2 separate regions of the Homo sapiens genome follow, and region 2 is linked to region 1. A link is a contact called in ENCODE POLR2A ChIA-PET data. All regions are on one chromosome and are shown on one strand. Each heading gives the region's core, a stretch centred on a gene start or an enhancer-like site at or near the end of the contact. The rest is flanking DNA. Distances are from core to core; before and after follow the strand shown.

Region 1 (3,733 bases), core at 318-2,817:
AGCCGCGAGCTACCGAGACCCATGTTGGGCAGCGCGCAAAAGAGCACGTTGGACGCATAGACTGCAAAGAGCGTGAGGCCCGCCAATCGCTTGTCCACGTAGTGGCTGTAGAAATAGGCATGGTTGATGGCCAGGTAGCGCTCGACACTCATGGCGCAGATGATGCTGAGGCCGGACAGGCTGAAGAAGAGCAGAATGAAGGTGCTGTACTCGCACAGCGGCTGGCCCCCGGGCCATTGGCCCTTCATGTACGTGGCGATGGTCACCGGGCTCACCAACAAAGTGCCCAACAGGTCGGTGACAGCCAGCCCACATACCAGCGTGTAGAAGGTCGTCTCCTTCTGCTCCTTGCGCGACTTGCACAGCACCACGATGGCCACCAGGTTGCCCACCACCCCGAAGATGAACATCACCGCCGGGATGGTCACTGGGCTGTTCAGCCGGTCGGGGCTCAAGGAGGCGGACGAATTGACCCCGGGAGTGGACATGATAGTGGCTGGCGGTGCGCAGCCTTGGAGTGCAAGGCTGGGTCTGGGGATGGTAGAAGAGAGACAAAGCTGCCGTGAGCGGAAATTACCACTTGTAAGGTGTTAGACCCGCGCCCGAGAAACGATACACTGATAAGACAAGGGGAGCAACTCGATCCTACTTTCTGGATTGTAGCCACTTACCAACTGCGGCCACCAAAATCTCCAGGCTCGCGATACGTCCTGCCAACAGCACACTCTTGCTGACATTAATATTTATAAACTGATTTTCCCATTCCTCTTCCTCCCCACAATCCAACTCACTCCATTGCCAAGATGAATAAGACCCATCTCAAGGGAAAAGTAGCTCGCTAGTGCTATTCTCGATAGATTCTGAATCAATAAAATGCTCACTGAAAACAAGTTACAAAAGCAATTTGGAGAGCGCGCTCTTCCCTTCTTGGCTCTCTTCGGCGAGGGCCGCATCCCTGCGTTCTCTACCCGTTGACCCCAACGTCAGCCCAACGCCATCTCACCTGTAGCGGCAGCAGCGGTGGCAGCCTCACGAGCCCCCAGGGTCAGCCCTCAGATGTCCTGGACCCGCCTCCAACCTGCTTTCACCTTGTCCTGCTCAGTCTGGAAACTGCCAAATCTTCGGCTTCTCAAAGCCGGTCTCAGTGGCTGTCGATTTTTGGACACCGAGGTCAGAGTTGCCAGCTTTCAAAAACTTGGGAAACAAGAGGTGCAGCGGGATGGGTCAGTGAAGAATGGTGCTGGATTTCTTACTCGCTATTTTTTTTCCTTCAAAGACGAGTCCCAGCTTTGCAGTGCCCGCCGGTCTCGTCTGCGGGAGGACAGCGTTCAGGTGTGAGGCTGTGCGCGCAGGTGGCGCGGAGCCTTGGTCCCCAGCTCTGGCTGCCCTCCGCCCCAGCCACGGGCAGCACGGGCGGCTACTGGAGTTTGCGGCTGCCGCTGAGGCCGCTCCTGGCTACCTGGGGGCGGCTCGGGGTCCACTCTGCCAGAGGCTCTGGCCTGGGGCTGTTCATCTTCCTCTCGGGCTGCCGGGCTTGGAGCTCCGCTCTCGCCTTTCCACCCTCTGTACAAACTTTTCTCCTCCTCCAAGTTTCCCTGGCGGAGGCGGAGGCAAACCGCGCGCTGCCCGGGCGCCCATTGGCCGGATTGGAAGGGGGCGGAGCGCGTCCTCCCTGGGCGCCGCAGGGAAGACTGGCGGGGGGCGGTGTCTGGGCTGGGGCGGGGCTGGGCGCGCGGGGTGGGGCGGCTCCCGTGGTTTTCACGCCCTCGGAGGTGCGGAGTGGGAACTCGGAGGGGACCCTGGGAAGCCCCGGTGCTTTCCCCGGCGACCGCTTAGCCGCTCCTGAACTCGGCTTCCAGTGGGGCCACCACTGAAACCGGCGACCGTTTCCGCCTCGCTGCCTGCCGCTCGGAGTGTACTATTTCTTGAACCTCCTGTCCGCGGGCCGCAACATCTAGATCGTGGAAGAGAGGGCAGTTGTTTTAGGATTCTACCTAGGGTTGGCCGAGAAAGGAGAAGAAATACGGTGTCTGCGCTAGCGCGTGCGCCCCGGGGTTAGACTTGGGTGCGCCCAGCGGACGTGGTAGGTGGGTGGGTGGGTGGGTACCAGATTGGGCGGGGAAATAACGAAGAATCCATCCTCTCACCATAAAAGGAGTTGGAGTCAGTTGGCAGTGCCCAGACTGCGGGCTGCGCTTGGTCGGGCACCCCAGGCAAAAAAGAAAAAAAAAAAAGAGAAAGAAAGAGGAGGAGACAGTGATTGCAGCCTCTCCCGGCGCAGGTGGCAGAGCCTTGCGGCTTTGGAGAGAGGTGGAGCCTTGGTGAGGTTGGGAGGACTGCCTAACTGCGATCTTTTTCTCCATTCTTCCTCCTGGGAACTTCTCCGCCCTGAAAGGGTAGCGTGAGCTTCATGCCTTCGGCCGGCCGTGTTATACTCGTTAGACCCAATTCACCATGAATCCTTTGAAAGACTAGTGGAGAGTGAGAAGGGGGTTTCAAAGTCACTGGAGTAAAGGAATTCTCCAAGCACCACCTCATGATTAATTCTTGGAAAAGCCTGTTTGCGCGGCCCTTAGAATCATTTTGACTTCTTGTCTAATGGTGAAGTTTTTCTCTGTAATCCTTCTACTCTGTTTTCTAAAACCAGAACTAAAAACCTAAAAAATTGTAAAACTTCATGGTGTAATTAAAACCCCTTCACCATTTTTTTTAAGTAAGATTGTGTGGCCTTATTGCACAATTTAAATTCCTGGAAAAACCTCTTCCCATCTGCAGTGTACAAGCATTCTAACATATTATGTCTCCTCACAGGGTAAGTAAATAACTGGATTCTTTTATGTGATAAGCAGGTACCCATTTCTTAAATGTTATTTCGTGAACGAACAAACCTCCTAACTGGTTCTTCAGTTAGTCTCAGCAACACATGGGTAATAAGAGAAACTAAAAGGGCTTTCCGATTTCAAGTAATTACAGGTCATAAAATATCCAGAATCATATTTACTTGCAAAAGGCACTATATGGATATACTAATAAAGAATTATTCTGTTTATACTATTTACTTAATAATATGAGAAAGAAAAATACACATTTGTTAGCCAATATTAAGATTGATGGTGATTGGTCATTTTCTTAAAAATCTTCTTTTAATCAGTACTCTAATCACTTCTGTTGTCGATGCTTCCTTTGAACAGTAACCTCTAGGATTGTGTCAGCACAGAAAACAAATCAACATTAGAAAAAAGGAAACTGCACACTCTGCGCCATTCCTCACTAACCACATTGCTTTGCTATCACTCATGTCAGTTGCTTGTCAGTAAATATATGGAGGGGAGGTTGGGAAGTCCCTTATATTCACTTTCTGCTAATACAAATTTTTTTTTTCAATTTTCTTTCCATATGAAGCTTGTAAAAGAGAAAACAATTGGTTGCTATTTATTAATTTAAGAATGATGAAGAATATATTAAATATAAAAACTGAGACACACTGCTGAGATAATTAGTAACTGTTACAGGTATTAGCATGTCATTGACAAACCAGACTTGTTATCAATTGAGCTATTTTTCTTACTAGTCCTTTGAATTTTCTTTCTACAGTAGCTTTAGGAAGAAGGAAAATAAATAACCTAATGCTCAATACTAAAAAATTGTAATGAGGTTTATCTGTAGTCTCTTTTGTTGTACGATTCTTAAAACTTAAATTTAGCTTTCAAAAGTAGAAGTTGAAAGTTTAGGT
Region 2 (3,733 bases), core at 342-2,841, 1.2 Mb after region 1:
TGCTTGGGATCTCAAGAAACTGGTTGAAGAAAGAAGAAAGGCCACCAACCACATTGCCCTAAATACATAGGTATTTGGAAGCAGGTAAAAAACGATGAAGAAGGCTAGACTAGAGGCAAGCTACAAATGCTTAAAAGGGGATTTACCACCCAGAGCAAATGTGGATCAGTCTCTATTGTCCTGGTGTCTCCAACCAGGGAGTGGGAATATGTCTCCTTGTTGACATAGGGCGGTCCTAGAACAAAGAAAGTTGATGACCTAAACCTATCCTTTTTTCCCAGCACTTGAGTTGTGTGTGATTTAACCTTTAACTCTTGCTTGTTGATGTAGGTGAGATGTCAAATATTTTCTACCGGCCTGTCGGCAACTGTTTAAAGTGTTTTCATCACTCTTTCACTAAGGCAAAGCCAGGCTCAGGCTAACCCGTCCTTCTAACAGTTTCTTCCCCCACCCTCTCTCTCCTTTCTCCGCCACTTCCTTCAGACCCAAACAGGAAAGCCATGACAAAGAGCTGGGATCAGCCTGGTAGTCACTGTAAATCTGCAATTACTTAAGTGTTGCTTCCTGTTTTTTGAAAGAATACACTTGCAGCACGGAATAGACTGAGGTCTTGTGACCAACTGTGAACAAATGATTTAAATTGTGACAGGAACAATAAGAAGCCCAGTGTCAGGTCCTGCTGTCCTTCTTTTACCCTCCTTTAATTCTGTAGACCCGGAGTTTAAAGCCTCGTACTTCCTCTAGATCAAATTGCTCTCATGAAAGGACAAAACAGGCACATTCTGCCTACTTCATGCTTAGAGGAAAACCATCCTACCTTTTCCCAAAGCTGAACTCAAACCCACCGGTCTACCCATTCAGGGCAAAACAATTTTTTTTTTTTTTGAGATGGAGCCTCACTCTGTCACTCAGGTTGGAGTGCAGTGGCATGATCTCGGCTCAATTTTCCTGCCTCAGCCTCCTGAGTAGCTAGGATTACAGGCGCCGACTACTATGCTCAGCTAATTTTTGTATTTTTAGGAGATGCGGGGTTTCACCATATAAGCCAGGCTGGTCTTGAACTCCTCACTTTGTGATCCGCCTGCCTTGGCCTCCCAAAGTGTTGGGATTACAGGCGTGAGCCACCGCACCCAGCCTAAAACATTGTTTAAATAGATATATTTTCATTTAATGTTTAAGCCGAAGGCAGAAAGTTTTTACTAGTTTTGCCTTTGCAAGACAAAGGTTTTTCTACCATCAAAAAGAACAAAAAGTGGGGTAAAGATTCTCACCCGCATAATTTCATACATGTTTTTTACTTAATGGTCATTCTTGTTCCCTTAGAGACAGAAGACAATCCTGCTGAAAGAATGGACTTTTAGCTACCAGCAAACAACAGCACACATACAACATATACCTGAAGAAAGCAACTTGGATAAAGGAAGCACTACTCATTTGCATTTTCATAATTTTAGTCTGGAGCTTGCACTCCTATCTTGGAAAGGAAATCTCTTTCATTAAAGAAAACTGGTTATGCCAAATGCACAAAAATAACAGTGGGAGGCACTGGCGTGGGGATGGGTGGAGGAAGGTCACTGCATGACTCAGAAGCATGGCTTCCGTAATTCATATTTTAAGTCGTATTACTTCATAGTCAAAACAGAATTGGCTGGGCGCAGTGGCTCACGCCTGTAATCCTAGCAATTTGGGAGGCCGAGGCAGGTGGATCACTTGAGGTCAGGAGTACGAGACCAACCTGGCCAACATGGTGAAACCCCATCTCTACTAAAAATACTAAAATTAGCCAGACATTGTGGTACACCCCTATAATCCCAGCTACTCAGAAGTCGGAGGCAGAAGAATTGCTTGAACCCCGGGAGCAGAGGTTGCAGTGAGCTGAGATCACACCACTTCACTCCAGCCTGGGCGACAGAGGTCAGAGTGAGACTCTGTCTCCAAAAACAAACAAACAAACAAAACACATAATTTTAGAGTCAGAGAAAAAAACTAACACCTAGCTAAAGTAGGGTTTCTAAGTCATAAACATATATACTATCACATAACTAAAGTAGGGTGTGTCTAAACTACATGTGTGTATGTATATATGTATATTATATTATGCATACATAGCTGAGTATAGTGACACATAGCTAAAGTAGGGTATGTCTTTTATGTGTTTTTTGGATGTAGATTTTTAAATCATATATACCACATTATATAAAATTGTCTCAGCTGAACAGTCTACTTGGAAACTCATTAAAATCTTTCCATAGGAAAGTTTAAAGTAGCCGTAGGCTTAATTCTTATTTCCCCAGTCATTTAGCATATCTATTACTACTTCTTACAGGAAGACGTGGAAAATCAGGCACTTTGGGAATCATGGAACCTTTCTCAGACATGATTTGGTATTACTCTGTGCACCAGATAACTCAGTGGCCTGAAGACTTGAAAAAGTTAATGAACAAGTCAGAAAGGGCCTTTAGGATTACCACTTAAAGGTAGCCCGTTACATAAAAAATTTTGTTTGTAGAAAATAAATCTTAGAGAACTGATAAAGTATGGTGCACACTTGTTAAACATTAGCCCCAAGTTCCCATTTAAGCCACATTATATTTCTGAATTATAGTTTAGACAATATGAAAGTTTGCATGATTCACCCTGATACAGGAATCACTATCCAGGGAGCTAAATGCTTCATGAGTTTCATATTTTAACTGGTAGGTAGACAAGAAAGAGCAAGAACAAAGGACATGACAAAGTAAAGCTGTACCAGAGCAATCCATTGAAAATGACCCAATGTAGTCCAAAGTCAATATTCATTGACTGAATTAATAGTTTTTGAAAAATAAAATGTAGTAAAATTAGTTCCGATGTGGAGATAGGGTGGAAGAAGGTCAAGTTTTATTTTGTTTGTAAAAAGTATTCCATTAAAGCTATGTGGTAAAATTATGCTTTATACCATTTATGAATATCAAAGTACTAAGATAAAACACAACTTTCTTAAAAGTACAGCAGCAACATACTTTAAAAAAAAAAGAAACCAACAAGCAAGAATATGGTCACTGGTAAAAGTGTCTCATTGAAGAATACCCCCATTGAGGAGCTTGGGTATCAAAGGAGCAATAAATGGAAAATGTCCTGTTCAGTCATAGAAAGTTTGAATCTGCTTCATGTCAAAGTGTCACTGCAGCAGAGTTTTTTGTCAGGCATTCATCCTGACTGCTTTTTCTGGTTTTCCTTTCCTTCCCAGTCATCCGAGGGATCCCCTTCCCTATTTGTTTCTCTTTCACTTCTTTCTTCCATTCTTTTTCTTCTAGTCTTCACGCTGTTAACAAAGCTATAATTCATTAAAAATTGAAAATTTTTTTATTGAAATCACATGCACACAGATTCATATTATATATTAGCAAAAATACATGTATACTTTAGTCACCATTGTAACTCAAACAAAGAATTTGGGAGTTATTTATAGTATCATACATATTAGATGAGTGAATTAACCATTACAGCATCACATTCTTACTTAGCACATCACTTGGTGCATTACAAAATGAGGAACATACCAGACCCATTCCATAAGAAACCTTTGGGGAGACACAGGAAAAATCTGAAGATGGTTCATGCCCTTTTCCCGTGGCTTGCACAGCACTGCATGGCTGTTCACATGCACCTCTATACACTCCTTGCCTTCCGTATTTCCCCATTCAGTCCCCCTCGCTGTCATTCCGTCATTTGCATGCTCCTTCTTGCTACA

The links. ChIA-PET counts read pairs that join two places held with the same protein, here RNA polymerase II (POLR2A).
Region 2: POLR2A ChIA-PET joins it to region 1 with 14 read pairs in Caco-2. The contact joins the enhancer-like site here to the promoter of PTGER4 in region 1. POLR2A ChIA-PET finds 5 or more read pairs at or near these places in 2 of 52 experiments (BJ and Caco-2).

The regions. Positions count from the first base shown.
Region 1 is chr5:40,677,749-40,681,481 of GRCh38, reverse strand. It overlaps PTGER4 (prostaglandin E receptor 4), which reads right to left and starts at 1,567. Exons shown (of 3, transcript NM_000958.3): 1 at 1,004-1,567; 2 at 1-531. The coding sequence starts at 488. RefSeq lists an enhancer at 22-549 and a silencer at 1,685-1,904.
Region 2 is chr5:39,523,834-39,527,566 of GRCh38, reverse strand. It overlaps LINC02104 (long intergenic non-protein coding RNA 2104), which reads right to left. Exons shown (of 3, transcript NR_104632.1): 3 at 2,859-3,316. Among named protein-coding and RNA genes, the nearest start is that of LINC02104, 5.3 kb to the right of the region's middle. Within about 2 kb of position 1,591, at least 8 of the 41 ENCODE cell types and tissues checked have a DNase peak (open chromatin) inside an H3K27ac peak, as active enhancers do.